2 separate regions of the Homo sapiens genome follow, and region 2 is linked to region 1. Evidence: chromatin contacts called from ENCODE Hi-C or POLR2A ChIA-PET data. All regions are on one chromosome and are shown on one strand. Each heading gives the region's core, a stretch centred on a gene start or an enhancer-like site at or near the end of the contact. The rest is flanking DNA. Distances are from core to core; before and after follow the strand shown.

Region 1 (6,917 bases), core at 915-3,414:
GATTTGCCAGGCCGGGTGTGGTGGCTCACACCTGTAATCCCAGCACTTTGGGAGTCCGAGGCAGGTGGATCACTTGAGGTCAGGAATTCGAGACCAGCCTGACCAAAATGGTGAAACCCCATCTCTACAAAAATGTAAAAATTAGCCGGGCATGCTGGCACTCACCTGTAATCCCATCTACTCAGGAGGCTGAGGCAGGAGAATCTCTTGAACTTAGGAGGTGGAGGTTGCAGTGAGCTGAGATTGCGCCACTGCATTCCAGCCTGGGCGACAGAGCAAGGCTCTGTCTGACAGAAAGAAAGAAAGAAAAAGAAAGGAAGGAAGGAAGGAGAAAATAATTTGCCAGCCTCAGCTTGAGCCCAGGAGTTCGAGACAAGCCTGGACAACAGGGAAAGACCCTGACTCTCCAAAAAGCTTTTTTTAAAAATAGCGAGGTGTGGTGGCACATGCCTGTGATCCCAGCTATTTGGGAGGCTGAAGCAGGAGGATCACTTGAGTCCAGGAGGTTGAGGCTGCAGTGAGCCATGATCACACCACCGTATTCCAGCCTAGGCAGTGGAGCAAGACCCGTCCTCAAAAAGAAAAAAAAAAGTTGGAAACCTGATACAGTCACCATTTTTGTCAGGATCCCTCTTGCTTGTTCTGGGTTAGGTTCATCACAAAGCTGCTTAGATGGACTTGGTTATTCAAGTAAATATTAAGCGCTAACTGTGTGTAGGATGATGGATTGGGACACAACTCCATATGCTTTTTATTTCCATTATTTTTATAACTTTCTCTTATATTGATATTTTAGTAACATGGTAACAAATTTAAACAATAGAAGAAAGTAGAAGTTAAAAGTCAGTGACAGTTCCCACCCATTCCCCAGTTCCCTCAACCACTCTTGTCAATCTCTTCTTTCCATCTCCAAAGATATCCAGCATTTGCATGGATCCAGTCCAGTTTGTAGGCAGTTGGTAGCATGCCACGCATACTCTTGCCCTTGCTTTTATCACTCATGTCTTGAACAGCATTTTATGTCAGCCCTCCAGAACTTCCTCTTTCTTTTTAATCATTACAGAGTATTGCACTGATAAATGTACCTAACATTGAGCTAACAAGTTGCTGTTTTTTGTTTTGGTTTTGGTTTTGCCTATTAACATGCATTAATGTCATGGTTAGCCTTTTGTAATTATAATCGATTTATTGTTGTATATGTCCTTGTTGTATCCATGCAAATATATCAGCAAGATTAGTTCCTAGAAGTGGAATTCCTGGGTCGAAGAGTGTTATAGCAGTCCTTTGGGGCTGCTATAACAAATACCATACACTGAGAAACTTACAAGTAGCAGAAATTTATTGCTCATGGTTCTGGAGGCTGGGAAGTCCAAAATCAAGGAGCCAGCAGATTTGATTTGGGGAGGGCTGCTCTCTGCTTCCAAGATGGCACCTACCTGTGGCGTCCTTACCTGGTGGAAGGAGCAGACAAGCTCCCTTAGGGCTCTAATAATTTTTCTTTTTTTTTTTGACACGGAGTTTTGCTCTTGTTGCCCAGGCTGGAGTGCAATGGTGTGATCTTGGCTCACCGCAACCTCCACCTCCCACGTTCAAGCAATTCTCCTGCCTCAGCCTCCTGAGTAGCTGAGATTACAGGCATACGCCTCCATGCCCAGCTAATTTTGTATTTTTATTAGAGATGGGGTTTGTCCATATTGGTCAGGCTGGTCTCAAACTCCCGCCCTCAGGTGATCCACCTGCCTCGGCCTCCCAAAGTGCTGGAATTACAGGCATGAGCCACCATGCCCAGCCTCTAAAAAGAACACTAATCCCATTCATGAGGGCTCCACACTGGTGACCTAGTCACCTCCCAAAGGCCCTACCTGTTAATGCCAGCACACTGGGATTCGATTACAACACAAAAATTTTAGAGGGGCACAAACATTCAGCCCATAGCTAAGAGTATGCATATTTAAAACTTGTGATGGTTTGGCCAAATCATCCTTCAGAAAGGACACTCCCATGAACATTATGTATTAGGACGGGACGGGCTATGCTGTAGGAACAATTAGTCCCCCAAATCTTAGTATTTAACACAGCAAAGGCTTGTTTTTTCTCTTGCGTCACATCTGATGCAGATGGGGTGGCTCTCTAAGCAGCATCCCAGGGATCCAGGCTGCTTCCATTGTGAACTAAGCCAGTTGGAACATGTGGCCTCCACTGTTGCCACAGCCAGGGGAGAGAGGCCTGGATGAATGTGTGGGAAAATTTTAAGCAAAGTGGCTTACATCACTTTCACCCACATCCTACCTGTCAGAACCAGTCATATGGCCTCAGCCTGACTGCAAAAGAGTCTGGGCAATGTGGAGGAGCCCCTGGCCACTCGATGAGCCTCACGTCTCTGCCAGTCGGTTCCCCAGAAATTCACCCACACAGTATATTCCAGGGCGTTTTGTTCTTCGCTAATTAAATATATGAAAAATGGCGTCATGTAGACTGTCGTTCTGCCCTGCACGTCTGTGCTTTCTTTGGGCAGTTGCCCTCCGCCTTTTTCTGCTGAAATATTCATAGGGGATTATGTTCACTCCAGACACACTCCAGTGGCCTTCCCCAAATTTTCCCAAAACCCCAAAACCTTTTGTGGGGAAGCCCTAAGACATTCTATATTTTGGCTGTTACAGGCATACCTCAGAGGTATTGCAGGTTCAGTTCCAGACCACTGCAACAAAATTAATATCACAATAAAGCAAATCACACAAATTTTTTTGTTTCCCAGTGCATATAAAATTTACATTTACACGGCCGGGTGCAGTGGCTCGCACCTGTAATACCAGCACTTTGGGAGGCCAAGTCAGGCGGATCACCTGAGGTCAGGAGTTCGAGACCACCCTGGCCAACATGGTGAAACCCCGTCACTACTAAATATACAAAAAATTAGCCAGGCATGGTGGCAGGCACCTGTAATCCCAGCTACTCGGGAGGCTGAGGCAGGAGAATCGCTGGAACCCGGGCGGCAGAGGTTGCAGTGAGCCGAGATACATGCCATTGCACTCCAGCCTGGGCAACAAGAGCAAAACTCTGTCTGAAAAAAAAAAAGTTACTTTTATACTATACTGTAGTCTATTAAGTGTACAGTAGTATGTCTAAAAAAAGTACATAACTTAAAAATACTTTATTTGCTGAAAAAAATGCTAACAATCATCTGAGACTTTAGCAAGCGACTTGTAGTCTTTTTGCTGGAGAGGGTCTTGCCTCAATGTTGATGGCTGCTGACTAACTGCTGAAGAGTAGGGTGGCTATGGCAATTTCTTTCTTTCTTTTTATTTTTTTTGTTTTTGTTTTTTGTGTTTTGAGACAGGGTCTTGCTCTGTTGCCCAGGCTGGAGTGCAATGCCACAATCATGGCTTGCAGCAGCCCTGATCACCTTGGCAATGCCCCGACCTCAGCCTTCCGAGTAGTTGGAACCACAAGTGCATGTCACCACACCCAGCCTATGTTTTTATTATTTGCAGAGACACAGTCTCACTATGTTTCCCAGGCTGGTCTCGAACTCCTGGGCTCAAGGAGTTCCTGGGCCCGCTTGGGCCTCCCAAAGTGATGGGATTACAGGTGTGAGCCACTGCACCCAGCCACAATTTCTTAAAATAACACAACAATAAAGTTTGCTGCATCAATTGACTCTTCTTTTCATGACGGATTTCTCTGTAGCATGCAATGCTGTTTGATTCACAGTAGCACTTCTTTCAAAATTAGAGTCAATTCTTTCTAACTCTGCTGCTGCTTTATCAACTAAGTTTATGGAATATTCTTTTTTTTTTTTTTTTTTTGAGATGGAGTTTCACTTTTGTTGCCCAGGCTGGAGTGCAGTGGCACGATCTCGGCTCACTGCAACCTCCACCTCCCAGATTCAAGCAATTCTACTGCCTCAGCCTCCAGAGTAGGTGGGATTACAGGCGTCCGCCACCACGCTTGGCTAATTTTTTGTATTTTTAGTAGAGGCAGGGTTTCACCATGTTGGCCAGGCTGGTCTTGAACTCCTGATCTCAGGTGATCCACCTGCCCCGGCCCCCCAAAGTGTGGGGATTACAGGTGTGAGCCACCACTCCCAGACAATTTATAGAATATTCTAAATCAAGCTTGTCCAACCCGCAGGCCACGTGCAGCTCAGGACGGCTTTGAATGTGGCCCAACACAAATTTGTAAATTTTCTTAAAATATTATGAGATTTTCTTTGCGTTTTTTGTTTGTTTGTTTTCTCATCACATATCGTTAGTTGTTAGTGTATTTTATGTGTAGAACAAGGCAATTCTTCTTCCAGTGTGGCCCAGGAAAGCTAAAAGACTGGACACCCTGCTCCAAATCCTTTGTTGTCATTCACAGCATCTTCACCAGGAGTAGCTTCCATCTCAAAAACCACTTTCTTGACTCATACATAAGAAGCAACTCATTCATTCAAGTTTTATCATGAGATTGCAGCAATTCGCTCATATCTGCAGGCTTCATGTCTAATTCTAGTTTTCTCTTATTACTTCCACCACATCTGCAGTTCATTTCTCCACTGAAGTCTTAAACCCCTCAAAATCATCCACATGGATCCACTTCCTCCATCCACTTCTTAGCATCCACTTCTTCTAAATTAGCATCCACTTCTTCCACATTCCTATTCATGTTGATATTTTCACCTCCTCTCCTGAGTCACAAATGTTCTTACTGGCATCTACAATGGAAGGTTTTCAGTTTACTTTGCCCAGATCCAACAGAGGAATCACTGTCTATTGCAGCTATAGCCTTACAAAATGTATTTCTTAAATAATGTAACTTGAGGGTCAGATATGGTGGTTCACGTCTGTAATCTCAGCACTTTGGGAGGCCAAGGGAGGAGGATTGTTTGAGGCCAGGAGTTCAAGACCAGCCTGGGCAACATAGTGAGACATCTCTACAAATTAAAATTTAAAAATTAGCCAGGAGGCCGGGTGCAGTGGCTCACATCTGTAATCCCAACACTTTGGGAGGCTGAGGTGGGTGGATCACCTGAGGTCAGGAGTTCAAGACCAGCCTGGCCAACATGATGAAACCCTGTCTCTGCTAAAAATACAAAAATTAGCCAAGCGTGGTGGCGGGCACCTGTAATCCCAGCTACTTGGGAGGCTGAGGCAGGAGAATCGCTTGAACTCGGGAGGCGGAGGTTGCAGTGAGCCGAGATCACGCCACTATACTCCAGCCTGGGTGACAAAGCGAGACTCCATTCAAAAACAACAACGAAAATTAGCCAGGTGAAATACCATGCACCTGTAGTCCCAGCTACTTGGGAGGCTGAGACAGGAGGATCACTTGAGCCCAGGAGTTTGAGGCTACAGTAAGCCATAATCATGCTACTGCATTCCAGCCTGGGTGACAGAGTAAGAAAACCCTGTCTCAAAAAAAAAAAAAATTAATTAATTAAAAAACAGACTTGAAAGTCAAAATTACTCCTTGATCCATGGGCTGCAGAATTAATGTTGTGTTAACAGGCATGAAAACATTACTCTCCTCTTACCTGTCCATCAGAGCTCTTGGGAGACCAGGTGCATTGTCAATGAGCAGTAGTATTTTAAGCAGTAGGTGTCAACAGTGGGCTTAAAATATTGAATAAATCATACTGTAAACAGATATGCTGTCATCCAGGCCTGTTCCATTTACAAGCACAGGCAGAGTACATCTTGCTTAATTGTTAAGGTCCCTAGGAGTTTTAGAAGGGTCAACGAGCATTGGCTTCAGCTTAAAGTCACCAGCTACCTTAGCCCCTAACAAGAGAATCAGTCTGTCCTTTGAAGCTTTGAAGCCAAGCATTGACTTCTCCTCTCTAGCTATGGAAGTCCTAGATGGTATCTTCTTTCAATAGAAGGCTGTTTGGTCTACATCGAAAACCTGTTGATTATTGTAGCCACCTTCGTCAGTGATCTTAGCTAGATCCTTGGGATAACTTGCTGCCAATTCTCCATCAGCACTTCCTGCTTTACCTTGCACTTTTATGTTATGGAGATGTCTTCTTTCCTTAAACCTCATGAACCAACCAACGCTAGCAGCTTCCAAATTTTCTGCAGCTTCCTTGTCTCTCTCAGCTTTCCTAGAATTGAAGAGAGTTAGGGACATGCTCTGGTTTAGGTTTTGGCTTAAGGGAATGTTGTGGTTGGTTTGATTTTCTATCCAGACCACTCAAACTTTCTCCATATCAGCAACAAGTCTTTTTCACATTATTATAATTTGTGTGTTCACTAGAGTAGCCCTTTTCATTTCCTTCAAGAACTTTTCCAGCCGGGTGCGGTGACTCACGCCTGTAATCCCAGCACTTTGGGAGGCTGAGGTGGGCAGATCACTTAAGGTCAGGAGTTCGAGACCAGCCTGGCCAACCTGATGAAACCCCCTCTCTACTAAAAATACAAAAATTAGCCTGGTGTGGTGGCAGGCACCCGTAATCCCAGTTACTTGGGAGGTTGAGGCACAAGAATCACCTGAACCCAGGAGGTGGAGGTTGCAGTGAGCCGAGATCACGCCACTGCGCTCCAGCCTGGGCAGAGCGAGAGTCTGTCTCAAAAAAAAAAAAAAAAAAAGAATTTGTCTTTCGCACTCACAGCTTGGCTAACTGTTTGGTGCAAGAGGCCTCACTTTTAGCCTTTCTGGCTTTCAGCATTCCTGCCTCACTAAGCTCCATCATTTCTAGCTTTTGATTTTAAGCAACAAAAGCGTGACTCTTTCTTTCACTTGAACACTTAGAGGCCATGGCAGGGTTATTAATTGGCCTAATTTCAATATTGTTGCATTTCAAGGAACAAGGAGAGGCCTGGAGAGAGGGAAAGAGACCAGGGAATGGCTGGTTGGTGGGGCAGTCAGAACACAGACATTTATCGATTAAATCCATTGTCTTCTATGGGTGTGGTTTGTGGCACCCCAAAACACTT
Region 2 (7,288 bases), core at 364-2,863, 76 kb after region 1:
CCCCTCGTCAAGTGACGCATGACTGTAACCGGCAGCCAGCCTCTAACTTGTCTGCGACCTTGGGAAGTCCCCACCTCTCCAAGCTGGAAGCCTGCCTGGTTGTAAAATGAGGACAGTTCCCGGCCTCCTGCCCAAGAAAGTACAGAATGGATGGAGTGGCCTTCAAAGGCCCAGAAAGTCAAAGTGCTGGAGTGATGCTGGTCGCAGGAGGGCTGGGCAGTCAGAGTGGTGAAACAGATCACAATACCACACATTTGCAGAGGGATTTGTGAATTACACGGTGCTCTGCACAGATTTTCTTGGCTCATCCTCACAACAGGCTCCAAGATAGGTATTGTTATTTCCTGACGCAGATGAAGAAGCAGAACTCAGAAAGATGTGGTCACTTGCCGGGGGTCCCTGACTAGCGTATGGTGGGGCCCGGGCTGAAGCTTTGGGCCCTGACTGCCGATCCCCCACCAAGATGGGGAGAAGCATCCAGTGAGGAACACCAGGGCTTCCCCAGCTCCAGCCACACAGGTCAGGTGAGCCTGGGGACCTCCATTTTCCGAGATGACTCTGGTTTGAAAGCTCTGGTTTCAGGTATATTCAGCTGAGAAATTTCATCACATCTCTAAGGCTGATGACAACGTATGTAATCACTTATTGGTGGCACAAAATTTAAGATGTGCCTAAAAGAAGAATCACCGAGAAGCAAATGCATCTTCACCTCTAAGACCCTCACTTGTACAGCCCCTTCCCAAGCCCTCTGAGGGGCCCCAGAAAGTTTACATTCGTTATTTTTCATATTCTTTCTTTCCTTCTTTTTTTTTTTTAATAGGTTCTTGCTCTGTTGCTCAGGCTGGAGTGCGCTGGCACAATCTCAGCTCACTGTAGCCTTGACTTCCTAGGCTCAAGCAATCCTCCCACCTCAGCCTCTCAAGTGGCAGGGACCACAAATGCATGCCACCATGCCTGGCTATTTTTTTTTTTTTTTTTCACAGAGAGGAGGTCTCCCTGTATTGTTTGGGCTGGTCGCCAACTCCTGGGTCACATGATCCTCCCACCTTGGCCTCCCAAAGTGCTGGGATTTCTTTTTTAACTCTTTCTTAAAGAAGACCTCCAAAAGTATATAAGCTTCAGGACCCACAAAATCTGGATCCGCCTGGGAGCCTGCCAAGGAAGGGAGCTGAAAGTGTTGGCTTCCCTGGGCCTTAAGGGATGAAGCCCTAAGGGAGTGCAGGAAGTGGGCAAGCTGGGAAAGTGCTGGGCCTGGGGACGTAGCCAAGAAAGAGCCACTCTGACTTCCCAAGAGAGCCTGGAACTTCGGGTAGAGCCCACACGGGTGAGGCAGGGGCCTGGGAGGGGGGCTGCACTCACTCTCCCTCCAGAAGCAGAAGCACCACTCAGCAGTAGAGACCCGGCCATCCTTGTAGGTGTCACAGGAGTTGAAGAAGGGACGGATGCAGACCTCGTACTTGTCCAGGTTGATGGCGGCCAGCTCCGTCTGGTCCAGGAAGAGGTCAGCACTGGTGTCCAGCTTGGAGAACATCCAGCCAATGGAGTCCTTGCAGCTGGCCCCCAGGCTCTTGTCCAGCCCTGGGAAAAGATCAGGTTCAGGCACGCTTCATCTGGCTATTCAGCCGTTTCTCCAGCCCTCCATCTCTCCGCCTCGCCATCAGCCCCAGCCCTCTATTCTGGGTCTGGGCAGCTTGGAATCTAACCATGGGATTGAGAAACTCGAGAACGGCGAAAGGTCCTTCCTTCCACCTCCACATAGGACTATGCCTGAACCATTCAAAACCCGTTCTGAAAGCCCTGCAGGGAAAAGAATTCCTGCTTTCCCTGGGCTACCCATGTCAGGGTTTAAGCTCCCTCCACCCATGTTAAGTTCTTCCTACTAGCTAACTGGTATCCCTCCTGCTCTGGTGGAAGCCGACTTCTTTGGGGTGAAGGTTCTTTTGGGGCCCAGATTGTAGGGCCCAGAGTCTGGCAGGAAGGAACAAGGGCAGACTGGCCCAGCATACACCTGTGTCCTCAGCCCCTTCCCTATTTCCCTCCCTCCTCCAGGCAGAGCAGCAAGCTTCCTACCGCTGGCCGGGCCGGCTACACTGCTGGCTGAGCCATTCTGCTTGGAGTTCTCATGAAGGAGCTGGAACCAGTCCCGCAGCCGATCTCCCAGGTCAGCCAGGTCCTGACCGGTGCAAGTCTCTGCAGAACAGAGAGAAGGCATGGAGGGCGAATGTGCAGTGGAGCAGCAGGCTCGATCTCAGTCTGGGATCCTGCCCTACAGGCCAGGAGGCTGGGCAGGGGTCCGGGAGGCAGCAGCAGAAGGGAAGGTGGAAATCGGGGGCTTCCTCTCGAGTCCTCTCCCATTTCCCACCACCCACTCCTTCCTGGCATGAAAAACACACAGCCCAGGTTCCTTGTGGCTGAGTCCCTCCCTCTGCCCACCTTCCAGGCACCCAGGGGAGAAACGAGGGCTGAGCCCACGCCTCCTGCTCTGTGTTAATCTGGGCCTCTGACCTCACAGCTCCCTCAAGCTTTCTGCATTTTTGCCACTTCCCTCTTGCTCTGCACACCTCTTCTACCACCCTAGAGCCCTGAAGGAGGTGCCAGGTGGCCCTTCAGCACCCCTAGCCTGGTGGCCCAGCACTGTCCTCACCTGGTTTGCCATCGGCGGTGGAGGTGGCAGCCTGCTCCGTGGGGCAGGGGCAGGGGCCCTCGCATCGCACCGCCAGCTGCTTGCTGCTCAGGCACGCCTGTTGCTCCAGCTTACACTGCACATGGGGAAAGGTGGAACAGGGGACTGAGGGCTTACCCCAGGGGTCCCCACAGCTGGGGACACCCTCAAGCCTCTCATGGCAGCCACATCTGCCTCCCCCCATGGAGTGCCCATGAACAGCCTGAAGGGTCCTCTTGGTTCCTCTGCAGACTGAGGTGCACGGTGGAGAGAAGCAGGGCCCGGGAAGCAGGGCTCAGAGCTGGTCCTAGCCATGCAGGCTCCCATGAGCCTGCTCGGCCCTCTCTAAGGATTTGTCCCTCCCAGGACACCTGTCTCCCCTCCCCTGCCCCTGTCACCCCTCCCCTGCCCCTGTCGCCCTTCCCCTGTGTTAGCTGTCTGTTGCCCCCCTGGCTCTCATGGCCTGTTCCTTGGTCCCTCTGTAATCAGCCATCAGCCCTTCCCTCAATGATCTCCCCCCAGTCACCCCAGTGGACTTTTCTCAGTTCTCCTGATAGGACACAGCACCGCCTATGGAGCATCTAACAATTCCTCGGCCTTCGCTAAGAACTGCTTCTGCCACAGCTGCCTGCTAAAGCCAGGTTCTGACCAGGGCCTTTTCTCCTGGTCATATCTCTTTCTTCTCATGGGGCGGCTGCTAATGGGAAGCGGGTCATCACAGCGCTCGACAACATTATCTCACTTGGGAGGCTTGGGTTTCTCCTGCTCAGCAGAGAACAGCAAGGCGCACAGAGGCCCAGTGACTTGCCCAAGGCCATGAGCCGGGATGAAAGCCAGACTTCCTGCTGACCTCCACCTCCCTAAAGGACAGCGTGACCCCTGGACCGGACCGCACTGCAGCGTCCTGCCCAGACCTCGCCCTGGCCTTGGGTTGTGGGACACTAGCTCCTCTTCTTCTCCTCCTCCTCTCTGCCAGCTCTGCCAGCTCCCCTGCACCCCTCTCACCTCCTAAATGCAGCCTCTGCCCTGGCCTCTTGCTCATTCTCTCTCTCCTCCCTTTCTTCTCCCTGGATGACCTCATCCCCACAGCAATGTCAATCATCACCCACAGCGGGTGACTGAAATCTGCATCTCACTCCAAGAAGGCCCCTCAGCCCTGGCACCCACCCCAAGCCAGCTGTCAGTGCCCTCCCAAACCAAGCAATTCCCGACTCCTTGTTGCCAGTAAAAACATTCATTATCAGCACCTGCATTTCTATGTTACTTTTTTTTTTTTTTTTTTGGAGACAAGGTCTCACTCTGTCACCCAGGCTGGAGTGCAGTGGTACAATCATGGCTCACTACAGCCTCGAACTCCTGGCATCCCCCTCAGCCTCTCAGATAGCTGGAATCACAGGCACACGCCACTGCACCCAGCTAATTTTTGTATTTTTTGTAGAGACAGGGTCTCACTATGTTACCCAGGCTGGTCTCAAACTCCCGGATTCAAGCAATCCACCCGTCTCGGCCTCTCAAAGTGCTGGGATTGCAGGCGTGAGCCACCGTGACCAGCCTAAAATTTTTTAAATGCTTTCTCAAATATTGTCTCCTGAAATCCTCATAAAAATCCACATAAGGTGCAAATTCATTCTCCCAATCGGTTCCTTCTTCCATCACCTTCTTATGGAGGATTATTTCCTGCTGCCCCAGAAGGCCCCTGCTCACTGGTGAACACTGGCGCCTCCCTGTGGAAATCCTCCTTTCTTCCCCCACTAACAATTGGATGCCAGAGCTCCTTCTTCCACAGCCCTCCACACTTGGCTGAGGTCTTCCCTCAGTTCCTTTGACTTGCAGTTACCTGACCATAGTGTCTCTTCCAGGCCCCACTCCCCACCTGCACCTGTCCGAGGTCAGGGACAGACAGGGTCTGGCTCCAACTCTCAGGTAGTTCCAGCCAGGGCTGCAGGTGGCCCCAGTATGGCTGGCTGCATTGAACACACTGACCTTGCCATCTGGCCCCACCTCAGTCCTGGAAACCCCTCCGGAGGCCCCAGCTGGGTCATCCTTTCTGCTTCCTGTGGCCTCAGGTGACTCCACCCCCACCCTACCTGGGGCCTGGGCTCCTCACCACAGAGCTGTAAGTGTGGCCATCTGAGCCGCAGACAGAGGCAAGCTGGGCCATGTGGCAGGGCTTGCAGATGGAGTCTTTGTTTCCATGGAGTTTCACGGTCGGCTGCTTGATCCTACAGGAGAGGGTGGGGGGCACACCAGGGTGGAAGTGACAATGAGGAAGGAGCAGGGGAAGGGAGGGCTGAGCAGACCTGTTCCAACAGGAAGGCAGCAGCAATCTTCAGCAGATCAGCCCCTTCCTGCCCCTGCCCACCCTCCCCACACTGCTGCCAGACCCTCCTCCAGCTCAGAAGGGTGGAACCAACTGAGCAGGGCATAAATTCCCCCAGCTTCTCTTCTTCTAGGAGTCACTGAGTCCCATGGGGCCTTCAGGTAGCAACTCCAGGTCTGAAGGCCAGAGGTAAAAGGGGGTCACACTTCACTTAGGGGGTCAGACCAAATCTGAGGTTGCAAACTGATGACCTCTGGGCCATACTTGGCCACCAAGTGTTTTTTTTTTTAATTGAGTTATTTATGCACTAACATTTACCAAATGGGAGAGTTCACATAAATACCTGGATTCTTGGCCTGTCTTTGAAAAATGGAAGCATGGGAGTCCTGGACCTGCATTCCTACATAGCTGTAATAGACCAGGGCCAAGAAGCAGCTGCCTGCTTTCCACCACACCTGTGCTCCACAGAGTGGCCCGTGACCAAGCACTCTTCATGCATTACATTACCGGCCATGCCCCTGCAGCCTTCTAAGACTGCAACCCCATCTTTCATCTTCTATGATTCAGGAAAGAAGGGAGGGAACTGGAACCTTTTCCAGGGTCTTGGAGCCAGGCAGAGCCTTGTCCTTGGGCTGGAGCTAAGACTTCCTTTTTTTGTTTGTTTTGTTGTGTTTTTTTTTTTTGAGACGGAGTCTCACTCTGTCACCCAGGCTGGAGTGCAGTGGCGTGATCTCGGCTCACTGCAACCTCCGCCTCCCAGGTTCAAGCAATTCTCCTGTCTCAGCCACACGAGTATCTGGGACTACAGGCACAAGCGACCATGCCCAGCTAATTTTGTATTTTCAGTAGAGATGGGGTTTCACCACATTGGTCAGGCTGGTCTCAAACTCCTGACCTTAGGTGATCCACCCGCCTTGGCTTCCCAAAGTGCTGGGATTACAGGCAGGAGCCACTGCACCCAGCTGGAGCTAAGGCTTCCTTAAATGTCCCTCACTCCTTTCTCCTCTGCAAGCTACAACCTCTCACAAGCTACCACCTTAAATATTTCATGAAGTCACTGCATGTCAGAGCTGAAAGGAACCTCAAATTATATGGTCTAACCTATTTGTCTTAGAGATACTACATCAAGGCCCAAAAAGGAGATGTGACTTTCCCTGCATCCCACAGGGTTTGGTAATTGTTCTCATATGGTGTGGCTTTCTCCTTGCTCATCTCTTAAATGACTTACTTTAGGTGAAGGCAGCCGCCATGTTGTGAGGACACTCAAGCATCCCTATGGAGGGGTCCACATGATCAGGAACTGAGGCCTCCCACCAAGAGCATAAGAGTGAGCTTAGAAGTGGATCCTCCAGCCCGACAAGCTTTCAGATGAAACAGCCCCAGCCAGCACCTTGACTATAACCTCAAGACAGACCCAGAGCCAGAACCATCTAAGAGAACCACTTCTGGATTCCAACCCTCAGAAATGATGTCAGATAATACATATTTGCTGTTTTAAGCACTAAGTTTTACAATTTATTTAACAGCAGTAGATGGCTAATTCATAAGGAGAGGGTCAGTTGAGCCCTTGCTCTTTGAACACACCCCCTCCAGGGCTCCCACCTCCCCAAACCTCTCACCTGTGCTCCAGCTTCTTGCGACTGATGCACATGGCCCGCTGGTAGCCCTGGGCAATGCACACCTTGTGGCGGCTGCACTTCACCTTCTGGCAGGGGTCCTTGGTGGTATCCAGGGCTGCAGGGGCACAGAGTCAGGACACAGGTCACCTGGGAGAACCCAGGAACCTCCAGCCCCACTTCTGAGCTGGGAGGCCTCTCCCTCCAGCAGCCCTTGATAACCAGAGCTCCTGAGCTCAGGAGTCCCATCCCCACCGGGGCCTGGCTGCTCAAGGAGCCCCCAAGCGGGCTAAGGGCTTGCCCTCTGGTCTCAAGTCTTCACACGTGTCAGTCACCTTCCCCCGCCGGGAGAGTCATGTTACCTTCATCTCCTTGCTGATTGTCCTCCCAGCTCTTGATATAGTCATCCTAGAGGACAGAGAGGGACAAGGGAGAAGGGAAAGGCTAAGATCCATATCCCAGAGGTTCAACTGCGGGGTCGAGGAGAGGCCTGGGCCAGCGATGTCATGTGCCAATGGCCGTCATCCTGGTGGCTGACCCCTGTCCACCCAGGCCCTGCCAGCTGCCTCCCCCACACCTCTATCCCTATAAACCCATGTCCAGAATCCTTTCCAGCCTCTCCCGTGAGCTCCTGATTGCTCCCATGCCACACTGGAGGCTGGCAGGGAAGGCAAGTCAGAATGAGGGTGT

Evidence for each region. Hi-C counts contacts between places; a loop is a spot of excess contacts on that map. ChIA-PET counts read pairs that join two places held with the same protein, here RNA polymerase II (POLR2A).
Region 2: a map of endothelial cell of hepatic sinusoid shows a loop between it and region 1 (4-fold over the local background). The contact joins two enhancer-like sites. A Hi-C loop is called at or near these places in 2 of 168 maps with a recorded cell type or tissue (endothelial cell of hepatic sinusoid and mesothelial cell of epicardium). POLR2A ChIA-PET finds 5 or more read pairs at or near these places in 3 of 52 experiments (MCF 10A, RWPE1 and activated CD8-positive, alpha-beta T cell).

What each region holds. Positions count from the first base shown.
Region 1 is chr10:71,988,872-71,995,788 of GRCh38, forward strand. The region is part of intron 1 of CHST3 (carbohydrate sulfotransferase 3); the gene reads left to right. Among named protein-coding and RNA genes, the nearest start is that of CHST3, 28 kb to the left of the region's middle. RefSeq lists a silencer at 2,748-2,921. Within about 2 kb of position 2,165, at least 2 of the 41 ENCODE cell types and tissues checked have a DNase peak (open chromatin) inside an H3K27ac peak, as active enhancers do.
Region 2 is chr10:72,065,543-72,072,830 of GRCh38, forward strand. SPOCK2 (SPARC (osteonectin), cwcv and kazal like domains proteoglycan 2) reads right to left here. Exons shown (of 11, transcript NM_001244950.2): 3 at 6,961-7,006; 4 at 6,602-6,716; 5 at 4,770-4,884; 6 at 2,645-2,759; 7 at 2,071-2,190; 8 at 1,360-1,578. Among named protein-coding and RNA genes, the nearest start is that of SPOCK2, 19 kb to the right of the region's middle. RefSeq lists enhancers at 3,539-4,046, 4,227-4,728. Within about 2 kb of position 1,614, at least 2 of the 41 ENCODE cell types and tissues checked have a DNase peak (open chromatin) inside an H3K27ac peak, as active enhancers do.